2 separate regions of the Homo sapiens genome follow, and region 1 is linked to region 2. A link is a loop called in an ENCODE intact Hi-C map of the cell type or tissue named here. Cell type or tissue: A673. All regions are shown on one strand. Links, peaks and the distances in the headings refer to the core of each region. The heading gives the core; the rest is flanking DNA.

What was found. A loop is a pair of places that touch in the nucleus more often than their neighbours do. Peaks named below come from ENCODE experiments on the same cell type or tissue, not always from the same donor. Only the 100,000 strongest peaks of a DNase experiment are listed, where the experiment ranks them.
Region 1: it touches region 2 in a loop (6-fold over the local background); 22 of 110 quality-filtered maps call a loop at or near these places.

What each region holds. Positions count from the first base shown.
Region 1 is chr3:125,146,538-125,153,233 of GRCh38, forward strand. The region is part of intron 5 of SLC12A8 (solute carrier family 12 member 8); the gene reads right to left. MIR5092 (microRNA 5092) reads right to left here and starts at 5,015; the gene lies at 4,928-5,015. RefSeq lists enhancers at 634-703, 1,114-1,173, 2,304-2,393, 2,504-2,693, 2,714-2,783. In A673, for the core only: a CTCF peak has its summit at 4,183 (motif pointing right); a DNase peak (open chromatin) is centred at 4,184.
Region 2 is chr3:125,434,873-125,441,568 of GRCh38, forward strand. No RefSeq gene overlaps it. Among named protein-coding and RNA genes, the nearest start is that of ZNF148, 63 kb to the left of the region's middle. In A673, for the core only: CTCF peaks have their summits at 3,136 (motif pointing left) and 3,347; a DNase peak (open chromatin) is centred at 3,089.

The sequences.
Region 1 (6,696 bases), core at 1,164-6,163, 290 kb before region 2:
AGAGATGGCACCCTGCATCCTTGCTTAAGGCCTGGGCTCCTCCCTGCCGTACAGATGTGGGAATAGAGGACAAAGGGGGCTTCCTGGCCAAGGATGGTGGAAGGTGAGGACAGAGCCACAGGCCCTGCCTACTAGTTGTGGCCTCCCTCGGAGTGCAGCGGCATGATCACGGCTCACTGCAGCCTCCACCTCCCATGGCTCAAGTGATCCTCCCACTTCAGCCTCCCGACTAGCTGGGACTACAGGCTGACGCCACCATGCCCAGCTAAGTTTGTACATTTTTTGTAGAGACAAGGTCTCTGTTTGTTGCCACAGGGAACACCTCTTCCCACCACAGGGAGGCCCTTCCTCCACGAGAAGCAGGGCGGGGAAGCTGCCCAGCAAGCCATCTGACCACCAGTCACCAATGTAGGCAGAAATCACTGTGTGCTCAGGGGTTTAGGTGGAAAGGACCGTTGTGCTCGGGAGTTTGCCGACGTCTGGAATCCTTGGGGTTTTACTCAAGGGCAAGGTGTGTGAGAATTTGCAGCAAAGCCGTCAAGAAACACAAAGTGCAGCGTCTCAATATCAAGCACGCCCAACTTCCAGGGAAGACTTCCGCAAAATCAAGGGCGCTGTTGTCCTAGTCCTAGGGTCAACACATGTTCTCATTTTCAAAACTTTCCTGGTCACTGGGACCCAAGGCCTGGGAGCAGCATTTAACCTGCGGTGCCACTAAATGAGAGCCGGCCTTGAGTGAGTGTGCCTTTAACCCGGGCTGCCCTGGGCTACTGCCATATCACCTGACCTTGCAGCTTCAGGCTGCACTCCGCTTCCCTTTGTGGGGCTGGCAGGGGCACTCTGCTCTCAGCCTTCTAGCTCTGAGAGGAGAAAACCAGAAGTGGCCCCTTCCTGTGCCTCTGTGTGTTCCTTTGCAAGCCGTTGTGTGCCTTTTCTGCAGGCGCTTATGGAGAGTGAGGTGTGTTTGTACCATCTCCCCGTCAGATTAGGAATCCTCAAGGTCAGAGACAAGTTCCCTCCTCCCTCCGGATCCCCTCCTCATCCGCAGGTGGCTGCAGTCACTGGGGTGCTGGATGAGTCCAGTGACCATACATCCTGCCCTACATCCTGCCTGGACAGCCTGGGAAGTGTTTTGATGACTGATCAACCCAGAGAGCACGAGGGGAGAGCAAGAGGAGGAGAAAGGATGCTGCTGCTCCTGACTGAACGTGATTGAGGTGCCCCAGGAAACTACCTTGCTATGCAAAGTATGGTCCCCAACCTGCGGCATTGGAACCTTCATTTTAACAAGATCCCCAGATCCTGAAGCACTGCCTTAGAGTATAACCCAGGGCCTCCAGGGACCTACTCTTCCAGGACAAGCAATGATAATGACAATGATTATTTATTGAGCACCTACTTTGTGCCAGGCATGACACTAGGCCTCTTATAAACATTATCTTATTTTATGCTTTGGCAACCTAGCGAGGCAGGCGTTATTACCTGCTTTTCAGAAACAAAGAGAGCAGGTCAGAGAGGTTAACTACCTTGACCAATTCTATGCAGCAAATTATAGCTGAGCTGGAGCTTGAACCTGGAGGTCTGACTCCAAAGCCATGTCTCTGACAACTGTAGTATATGTGATGCAATCTTTCACATTAGGCCAACAAGGACAGCCACTTGCCAACTCGCTATGGGGCCCAGAGATTTAAAGGCAAATGCAATCCCCAGGGAGATGTCTAGAGGCTGCCCCATTGCCTAGTGCTGGCCTGGGGTGTGGGCACCTATGTGTTGGGGTTAGGTCAACCCTGTGGCAGAGGCCTCAATATTTCTTCAAAACACGTCCCTGAAGATGAAGGTGCATGCCTCAGTCCCCAGGGAGCATGAAGATCCAGGCAAGAGGGACATGTAAGTTGGATTGCGAGCAGGCCTGGAAGCTCTAGCACTGGCCTTGTCTGGGCCCTGGAGTGAGGGTAGTGGGGAGAAGAGTGGGGTGGGGGGCCCACGTGGGTCCTTTGTATATTATTTAACTTTCAAATTTGCAATTTGGGGCATCATCTCCTGCCAGCCTCAGGAGGCGGCACTCTCCTGCCAGCTCCACCTCTGGGTTCACTCCCACCCCCAACCCTCGGCCAGCACTCACAGGCTGCTCGCACCACAGAGCCCACTCTCTGCATGCCCACTGTCAGCCCAGGACTTCCTGCCTTGTTCTCTGGGTCTGTAGCTGGCTGCCTTGCTCCCCACCCAAATGTGAGTGACTTGAGGGCACATATCCCACTTTGTGCTTTATACAGACCCACCATCCTGCCTCCTACCCCAGGAGGTACCCCCAAAATGGTGAAGCCAGAAGTGCCTTCAGGGACGCTTCTACAGTCACATGGAGAGTAATCTGCAAATTCCCCACAGCCAGGGGACACCTGCCACGTGCAGTGAGAGGAACACAAACCAGCAGCGGGGGGGCACAGGCAGGATGTGTCGGCCCACCCCTCAGCGGTCACCCATCGCTTCCTCGGAACTCCCAGCTGCTCAGGGCTGAGGCGGGCGAGGCTCAGAAGTGTGGAAGGGCCCTCCCCAGCTGGTGACTGCATGTGGCAGGCATCCATACCCGGAACGCCCAGCCAGGGAGTCGGGCCAGCCCATCCCTCCTGCTCACAGAGTCACAGAGTGGGAGCAGACTCGGGGGTCGAAGCTGGGCAGCGCTCGCTCGCACTTCCTTCTGCAAACTTGACCAGGTCCCACGGCCTCTTCAGCCCATGGCTCCTTTCTCTGATCCCCAAGCCAAAGCCAGCAAATGAGAATAATCCAGTAGAGACAGCTGGGTTTTGGGATCAGGGTAGGGGCTCAGAGCCAGGGGTCTGGGATTCTGGTCAGTCAGTTTTTCTTCATCAGAATCAATCTCAGAACAAGAGGGAGGCCTAAGGCATGCCTGCTGCTGGCCAGGGGTGATGGGGACCACTGCCCACAGAAAGCCTTCTAACAAGGGCTGGATCCAAACAATCAAGGAACAAGGATGCCTAAAGCATTAGTTTCTCATCTAGCCAGAGAAATATTAAATGTGCAACTCACATAATTTTACAAACAAGAACCACCAACATAAAATAAGTGGAATATTGAAAATATTCAACAGGTAGAACAAGTCAAAGAACATGCTTTGCTTCCTATTCAGGCCAGGAAGGGAGAGAAAGAGAAGAAATGGAAGGTGAGGAGGGATGGGGAGATGGCAAAGTGGGGGCAGAGGGGAAAAAGAGAGACAAAAGGATTGGGGAGAAAAAACAGAGAGAGAAAAGCATAAAGGAAGAAAGGATGAGGCACAAAGAAAAGAGGAGGGAGAGCAGGTGGATTTTGGGGAATGCTGGACAATTGGTCAGGCTTGGTCTGCAGAGGCTCAGAAATCCTTACCTGGACATGAGCCTTTGTTTATAATTCTTCACTGTTCTAACCCTGAAAAGTACCTCTGTTCTAATCCTTAATCTTTCCCCCTTCAGGTCAAGAATGCCTTTGAGAATCTGGCAGTAGTTCTGAACCCTGTCCTAGAAAAATACACTTATTTACATACAATTTTGCATGCAACTTCAGGGGCTCAAGGACTCTATGTTAAAAATACTTATTCTAGAAGCTCCACTCTGATTGGGAGACCCATAATGGCCAAAGCAAAAACACCTCAATTGCCAGATGAAACTAAAATGAGGGTGGGATGTGTTGTATTCAAGTCTTCACATTGAGCTTTAATCATACCATTGGCTTCAGTGACAGAATTTAGGGCCTAAGCACCTTCTCCTGGTTACTACCCCAACAGTCATATTGGAAGCAAGGCTGGTTACTCCAAGGGGTCCATTGTGTACATGGATGGTTATTTCGCAGTAAGGGGCCTGTCAAAGACAGGTAACAATGTGTGAGTCAAATTAACCCTTTACAGATCAATAGGATTAGTAAATCCCATATACGTAGTAGTTTCCAAATCTGAATGTACATAAGAATTTCCAGTATGCTTACCTAAAATGTAGATTACTAGTCCAAAATTTGAGAGTATGGATCAGACTGTTTTTCTAATGAGTTTCTAGATAATTCCGATACAGGAAATCTCCAAACCAAACGCTGAGACACACTGTTCTCAGAGAACATTGCAAGCCTGAGAGGCTGAGCTTCTGGTCCCACAGGTCAGCTGATTATCTACTCCTTGCAGTGCGATTCTTGTACACTAGGGGGTAGGACTGAGCACATATACAAGGGCACCGCAAGACGAGGTTTGGACTACTGCATCAAAAAGGCTACCTTTACAGGGGAAAATAGAATGAGCAATGCAGAACATGAAAGGTAGAGTGCCAGGAGAAACCTTCCAAGGGCCTCGAAGACAGTAGTTCCCAGAGCTGACTTAAAAATCATGATAAAAAACTACCTGGAGCACTTCTTACAATCCAGATTCCCGGGCCTCAGGCTATTAGGAAACGCGCTCACACACACACACCAAGTTTCCTCAGGGATTCTGATACACACGCAAGTATCACAACTTGTTTGTTTATGGCACTTCAAGCCCAAGGGTATTTTGATCACTATACCAGACCATTATCATAAAGACGCTTCGAAAAACTAAAGTGCCCTTATAATTCTAAAGCAAAAAACAGTGAACATTACCAGGGTTTTCTTCTTCTTTTCTCTTCCTCTTCCTCCCCCTCTTTCTTTTTCATTGAGGAGGCTAATTGGAGAAGGTGGGCCACGCTGGAATGCCCTGAATGGGTTCCAGATGGTGAAGTCATTGGCCTCTTGGCCCAACTGTTCCTCCCTTTTCCCTGGAGTGCTGTACAAATATTATCATTTTCTGGCTGTGCAGTGACATAAAAATGGTTGAGAGGCTCTAGGTCAGGTGTAAAAGAAACTCATGGAAAGGGAAGAACAGCTCGGTCCAAAAGAAATTGTGGAGATACTTTCCGATTCTCTGCAAGGTGGAGAATCCCAAATCAGATGCCAAGCTCAGCGTGGATTGGTTTGGGCTCATCATGTTGTCCAGTCCCCACTGGCTTTGGCATCTGATCTGGGATTGTGAGGGGGTGCGGTAGGTCTCAAGAGAAATGCTGAAGGGGCAGCCCTGCTTCCGGCTGCTTAGCAGAGTGGTGGCGACAGGGAAACCCAGGCACAGATTGCAGATCCTCCGCCCAGGGAGGATGACCACGATAACAAGACTGTCTTACGTTTATTTAGAATCTTCCTTTGCCAAGGCAATCGTATTTATAGTAGTTGCTCATTTTGAGTATAACTTTTTAAAAACATTTTGATTTTCTGAAATTTGGATGTCTTACAAGCAACATGAGGACTTAATGTAAGGCTTTTTTCCACCTGAAAATTTGGTGTGAATTAAAATTGATGGTGACTTGGAATTGAGGAAATACGTTTTATTACATCATTTAATCTCTAAATAATCTGTGAGGCAGATATTATTATTCTCTATTTTCTAGAGGAGGAAACTGACGCTTAGGTGATTTCCCCAAGGTCAAGGATTGAGAAAGTGGCAGAGCCAGGACTAAAATCCAGGTTCCAGTATTTCTTCCCTGATAATGTCTGAGCAGATTTGTTCATACACTAGGAATTTGGGATTGCAGAGTAATTGCTCCAGAACTGCTCCAAAAACTGGCTGCCACCCACAGTTACTGGGGCAGAGAAAGCAAGAAGTGACTTTCCTTTTGCTTCAAGTAGAAATTTGAGGGAAAAGAAATAGAAATGTATATAGGTTTGTATGGTGGCTGTTTGTTTGCTTTAGGCCATAACAGAAGTCCCTTGATTACTTCAGGAGCTTCAGAATGTACCATGCTCATTCCTCATACCACGATCACCTCTGGTACGTGTGAGTTTAAAATGGTGCTCATTCGGTCATTACAGATTTACTGTTTGAATTTGTTATTTTATTTACTTTAGAATGCTTTTCATTTTTAGCAATCAGGATTCTAGAGTGTCATATCTTTAAAAGTCTAGCATTTTTATTTCTGCCAGTTCAAGAGGATGCAGGAAGAAGTTTAACAGAAGAAACCGTCTTCAAAATAATAAAACCCCAAAATTATTCTCTACAATATCCAGTAAGTGCTGATTTTCTAGAAAACAGTTGGCAGGGGGAGAGAGAGAAGGAACCACCCCTCCCCCCAAACTCAAAGAAAAAATAACTACTTTGGACATATTATTTCTAATCCTTTAAAAAACACTCTTCCAGGAGGGTATTTCTTTCCATTAGACAGATGGACAAACTCAAAGGGTTTCGGTGACTTGCCCACAGCCACACGGCTAACAAGAAGCATGTGTTCTGATAGCATTAATCAGAAAAGCATATATTGCTGACATGGATTCCCTGTTTCATGAGGGCAGGGACCATCGCTATCCTATTCTCCGCTGTATCCCAAAGCCTACCTCCTGGCACCCCGTAGGCTTTGATGACTACCTATAGGGTGGGAGGATGGGAGGAAGAAAGAAAGGGAGGCGGAACAGGTGTGTGTGCAGCCAGGCGCTCCGTCCACCCTGCCACTCCTCTTCTTTGGAGACAGTGCTCTGACAATCTGTTCCATCAACTCCATTCTCCTGCAACTCTCATCACACTTTCACAAGCTGCGCAGATTACGTTTCCTAGGACTGTGTCCATCCATCTGCCTCACTGGATGCTGATCCACTCTGGTGTGTTTCCCAGTCAGTCACTCAGCAAAGTGCAACCGAGAGCCAACCATGTGCCCGGTACTTTCC
Region 2 (6,696 bases), core at 636-5,635:
CAGCACCACTCTCCTCAACACCCTGATTTTACCCACCTGTCTGACCCCTGACCTCTAACCCCTGACCCATACCTCTTCCTCCCAATGTCCCTATTTGAATCTGGGCCCACTATGGTTGGGGAAAGTGCTTAAAGTTGGTGTCAGGACATGTGGTTTCACCTGCTAACCAGCTGCGTGCATTTGGCAAAGTTACCTTTCCTCTCTCAGGCTTCAGTTTTCTCATCTAAATACCTATGAGGGTAACAGCAGGGTGGTTTCTCCTCAGGGAAATGGGAGGCCCTGCTGGGAAGAGGAATCAGGACAGGAAATGAGACGGCCCTTGGGACAGGAGAGGAAGGACCCGCTCTGGGGCTTTGGGAATTGGACTTGGAGGTGCTGGAAGGACAGGAACCAGCTCTGGCCTGGGGTGAGCTGGTCCTGTTTAGTTAGAAGGGAGACTTGTGGCATCACTGAGTGGCCATTTTGGTTTTTGCTGGCAACTGCAGTGAGGGACAGCCTCTCACTTCAAGGTGATGCCAAGAGTTCTTGGAGCTCCTTCTCCTGAATCATGGGGAGAACTGGCTCAAGCTGGTTGGGGCCTGGCTTGTGACCCATTGTGTGTGCATGAGTTCAAAGAGCTCAGTCTCCAAAACTCTGTGGCCATGGAGCCCAGGCTAGGTCTAGGCTAACTACAACCGTGCAGAGGAGTCCTTGTCCCCATTTTGAGCCCCGAGAAACCACTGTGGCATGAGAGGCAGGTCTCAGTAGCCTGGAAGCTTCCTGCGGAGACAAGGTCCCCGCCCTCAAGACAGTTCCCAAGTGGACATGGTGCACTATTGGCCAACTGCTTGTTGGCCGCAGCCACGACAAAGAGTGGCCTTTTAGGCCTCTTTGTTTCTTCTCAGGGAGGTGAAGTAACCATGACTAGGAAGCACCCAGGGTTCCCTAGATTGACTATGGGAGGAGTTCCAGTGAGGACTTTTTTTTTTTTTTTTTAACAGAGACCACTCCTTGTAAAAAGGACATTTTAAATAATTAGTGTGTTGGGAACATGGAGTCACTTCTTTAGACCTTAAAAAATAATTTGTTGTTTTCATTCAAGTGGGTAAAGCAAGCTATTTGGTTATTTAAGAGAACTAGCCTATGATCTTATGGGACCACCAGCAATAACATTCCATGATTCTGTGAGATGTCCCAGATCCCTTACTCCATTGAACAATAGCCAACGTTATTTACCTAGCACATACCTACCAGGCACACTTGACATGCATTTATTGTCATTATTGTATCTAATATAACATTTCTTTTTTCTTTTTTTTTTTTTTTTTGAGGTAGGGTCTTGCTCTGTCACCCAGGCTAGAGTGCAGTGACGCAATTTTGGCACACTGCAACCTCCACCTCCCGGATTCAAGTGATTCTCCTGCCTCAGCCTCCAGAGTAGCTGGGACTACAGGCATGCGCCACCACGCCCAGCTAATTTTTTGTATTTTTAGTAGAGATGGGGTTTCACTGTGTTGGCCAGGCTGGTCTCGAACTCCTGACCTCAAGTTATCCGCCTGGCTCAGCCTCCCGAAGTGCTGGGATTACAAGTATAAGCCACCACACCTGGCCAATTGTATCTAATATAATAGTTCTGCAAAGCAGGTGCTATCCACACTTTGCCCTGAAGAATCTGAGGCTCAGTAAAGGTAAGTAACTGACAAGTCATGGAACTTGTAAGAGGTGGAGCCAGGAGTCCAACCAGGCCTGAATGTGACTTCAGAATCCCCTGATTTGCAGCCTAGAGCCTCAGTCTTGGCTACTGTTCTAGGACCAGCCCCACCTGGAGGTCCCTAACTCTGGTGCCAGTCAGGAGCTCACCTTTGTGCATGGAGCAGAGGGACCCTCCCTTCAGTGTGAGGACAGGGCACTGGGAGGCAGTCAACTCATGCCTGGGACACTGCTGGGGGAGGGCTAGGGGGAAACACTGGTCCATCCAGGCAGAACCAAAACATGGTAGGATGTTTTAAAAGTCCTTTTCAATTGCTGGGCACGGTGGCCCACATCTGTTATCCCAGAGCTTTGGGAGGCCGGGGGAAGAGGACTGCTTGAATTCGAGACCAGCCTGGGCAATACAGTGAAACCCCATCTCTACAAAAAATGAACAAAACTAGCCAGGTGTGGTGGCACGTGCCTGTAGTCCCAGCTACTCAGGAAGCTGAGGCGGAAGGATGGCTTGAGCCCAGGAGGTGGAGGCTGCAGTGAGCTATGATCCTGCCACCACACCCTAGCCTCGGTGATAGAGCGAGATGCTGTCTCAGACAAAGAAAAAAAAAGGCCTTTTCATATTCCAATTCCATTGAAATACAATACCCACAACATGGTGAAACAATTTGAATGTATGTTCAAATGGTTTGAAAAAGATGCTGCCCAGCAAGAGTGGAAAATGGACAAGCAAAGCACCAGTGTTTGTACAGACAGGAACGCTAAAAAAAAGGAAAGGGGAAGAGTTTAAAAAATAAAACCTTCTTTTTTTTTTCTAAAGTGGAGCAGAAAAATCTCAAAATGTGATGGGGAGATTGAAGAAAAGAAAGAGGCACGTCCTTCCTCCCAGGCTGGAAGATTGAAGGGTGCCTGGATAGATGGTGAATCTGAGATTCTCTCCAGAACCAGGAATGCCCACCTATGCCCCCTAGAAGGGTATATTCGAATCTCCTGGGGACCATTCACTGCCCACCAACATCCCACTCTCTAAATTTCTTGCCTCAAATTCTGATACGCTTTCCCAGTTGAAGGTCTTCCTATAGCTTTGATTACTGCTAGGAGTGTGCTAGTGCAGAGGGCAGAGGCAGCAAAGAATGGGCAGAAAATCAGGGAGAATTGCCCAAGTGTGGGTGACTTAGAAAAAGAGATTTTCCCCTGAGGAATTATATTGATGAAATCTAGGCTTGAAAGGTCCAAGTTCAAAGGTCTGCTTACTTTATTATCGTTTTACCCAGAGGAATGTGCCTGTTAGGTTAATATTTATTTTATTGAATAATCTAGTTTTAGTTACTGTCAATAAAAGTCAGCGCTACTTTTTATAGGAAAAAAAGGCAGTTTTGTGGCTAATTTCAGATCTCAGAGAGGTTGTTCCTGGGCCCATTGGCTCTACCGCCACCTGGTGGTAGATTCCTGTAGAACAGGGCTGGCCATTTGGGTTTCGGACCAGAACCCAAGTCTGAGAGGTTGGAATCCTGATCTGCTCACCCAGTAGCAGGGTGACCAGTTGGACAGACTTCCTCTCTCCCTGAATTTCAATTCCCATATCTTAAAATAGAGACCATAATATCTACTTTTGGAGTTTGTCGTAACAATCAAATGAGTTAACATATATGTAGTGCCTAGTGCATAGTAAATGTTTAATAAACTATTAACTATTAGCCTCATTGAAAAAGAACTTGATATCCCCATGGGCTTGTTTCCAGTGGTTTGCCATGGAGTTCTGTTCTCACTATTTCCATAACTGACTGGAGCAAAGCTACAGAAGACACGGCCCCTGCATCATGGCCGACACTCTGCTGGTCAGAGGCTGGGAGAGACTTACGGTTTGGAGGGACGGGCCCAATCTAACGGATTAAATTGTAAGAGGAGTAATGCAAGTTCCAAATGACACATAAAGTCTGCCAAGTGCACACATATTGGGTGAGGGACAAAAAAAAAAAAAAAGACCAAGTCAAAAACACTGAGGGATTTTGGGAACAGATAGCTCAACAGGAGCCAATTGGGTGACACAGGCACCAAAAATTCTAATTTCATCAACAGCCATGAAGGAACAACATATATGAAAAGTCTTTAAAATGTTCATACAGCCTAACCTTGTAATTCCACTACAAGAAATCTACCCAGAGGAGGAAATCATCAGAAACAATTGCATACAAAGATGCTCACTTCAGTGTGGTTTATAAAAATGAAAAATTAGAAACAATGTCCAATAATAGACAAAAAGTTAAATTGTGGTTTATCCATGCAGCCCTTTAAATTTTTCAAAGGGAAATGCACATGAAATAAGTTGAGGGGGGTGGTGAGAATCGGGCTCTCATTACAAATAGAGGACACATTGATAAAAGGCAGAATTAGATAAGATATAACAAAAGCCTATATGCAGCTGATAAGATAGCTTCAAAATTTATAATGCAAAAACTGACAACCCTGCAAGGAGAAATGGACAAGTTCAACTTTAGGAGACTTTAATACACCTCTCCCAGTAATTTATAGATCAAGTCAACAGTAACAACAACAACAAAAAGTCAGGAGACTGATTTGAGTAATAACTCCGTTTACTGCAATACCTCAGTCTCAGTGAATTGATTTTGTCTGTGCACTTATCAGGCAATTACAATAATTTGTTAGAATGACTCACAAACCCAGGGAATGCTTACTTATTATTCCTGATTTATTACAAAGGAAAATTTAAAGGATGCCAATAAACAGCCAGATGGAAGAGACGTGAGAAATAAAAATAAAATCCTGAGTACCTCCAACAACAACAACAACGACAAAAAATCAGTAAGAAAAAAAGAGGGCGGGCGTGATGGCTCATGCCTATAATCCCAGCACTTTGGGAGGCTGAGACGGGTGGATCACCTGAGGTCAGGTGTTCAAGACCAGCCTGGCCAACATGGAGAAACCCCATCTCTACTAAAAATATGAAAAGTAGCCGGTCGTGGTGGCAGGCACCTATAATCCCAGCTACTCAGGAGGCTGAGGCAAGAGAATCGCTTAAACTCTGGAGGCGGAGGTTGCAGTGAGCTGAGATTGTGCTACTGTACTCCAGCCTGGGTGACAGAGTGAGACTCAGTCTCAAAAAATAAAAAAAATTTAAAGAAGAAAAGATTTGAACAATAGAATTTAGAAGCTTAATATGAGGGCCCTGCATAGTACACTGCACCCTACAGCTGGAGAATACATGTTCTTTTCAAACACATCTGGGATGTCTGGGCACAGTGGCTCAAACCTGTAATCCCAGCATTTTGTGAGGCTGAGGCGGGCAGATTGTTTGAGCCCAGGAGTTCCATACTAGCCTGAGCAACATAGGGAGACCTCCAACTCTACAAAAAATTAGAAAATGAACCAGGTATGGTGGTGTGAGCCTGTAGCCCTAGCTACAGAAGCTGAGGTGGGAAGATCACTTGAGCCTGGGAGGTCGAGGCTGCAGAGAGCCGAGATCACACCACTGCACTCCAGACTGGGCGACTGAGCAAGACCCTGTCTCTAAAACAACAACAAAGACAGATAGAAGATTTATAAAACTTAACTACACACACACACACACACACACACACACACACACACATAAACGCAAATCAACTATTTCAGTATGTGGGGCTAAATTCTAAGGGGAAGTACAGGGAGTTTTGGGAGTCAGAGGCTCAGGGACGATCTCCCAGAGAAGGTTATGACTGGGCTGAGTTTGTGAAGATAAGTTATCCAGCTAAAGGAGGTGGGGCTGGAGGCTGAGCTATCTCAGGCAGGGCATACAGCAGGTCTGAGGGCCCCTAGGCAAACAGAAGTGAGTTTAGGGAACTGCAAATCCCTTCCCAGAATTCACCTCTTGCTTCCAGGCAGGGGCCCTGACATGCATCTGCAGGGGCCCCACTAAAAGCTATCGGTCAGTTTCCATCTCTAACAGGAGATGGGGGTCTTCAGTTACCATCCAGCCAGGGCATGTCCCCCAGAAAGGAACATGAGCTGGGCCCGAAAAGGAGCTGCCCAGAGCTCCAATGTCAGGCAGGATTGGGGAGCTCCCTGCAGGTGGGCAGGATGCAGGACCCCTGAGGCCCCACCACCTCCTAAGGAAGCCCCCTCCCCATCCTCTACTACTCCTAAAAAGCCTGGAGGGCCTCCCTGCAGGCTGGCTCAAGCAACATGGACTCCCAGCCCTTGCCCCGCCCAGGCTCACACATAGTTTCTCTGGGGCTCAGGCAATGTTAACACAGCTATCACTGGCTTCCTGCTCACCATGCCAAGCTGTCACACACGTGAGCTCAGGTCTAGGAAAGAACTCTAGAGGGGTTTGGAACACTACCTGTCCAAAGTCTCTGAGTAAGTGAAATGCAGTGTTTAGCCCAAACCTTCATTTTAGCTAAGTGCCTTCCTGTGTCCTCCCCAAGAACCACTCTCAGGGTACCCTCTCACCTGGTGTGGGGCCTCACTTTACCCTCCTTTCAGTCTCTCCTTCCTGACTACTGAGCAGGCAGGGAGATGTGAGAGCCAGAGAGATTTGGGCAAGCCACACAGGCCCATTAGCTCAGCAGCTATGGAGAGAGAAGCCATAAAGAAGGAGTCTTGTCTGGAAAGCAGAAACCTGGACGGACTGGCTGTGTGGCCAAGAGCAAGTCACTTCCCCTCTCTGGTCCTCAGTTTCTTCCTTTTTAAAATAACAGGAAATCATCTCTAAGCTTATTTCTAGCTGAAGATTCTGGGATCTTATTTAAAGAATTGGGTCTATTTCAAAAGTCGACTTAGTTTTTTTGAGGTGGGGGACAGGGTCTCCCTATGTTGCCCTGGTTGGTCTCAAACTCCTGGACTCAAGGGGTCCTCTGCCTCAGCCAGCTTCAGGAAGTTCGTAATTGGAGGATATTGTCCCTTTTGTTGCTTTTCTGGGGCTGTTGCAAGGTGGAAAGAAACAGAGGTGGGCATCCTTGAGCCACTGCTGAGCCATGACTAGGAATTAGACTTCGCAAGGGAGCTGCGTGC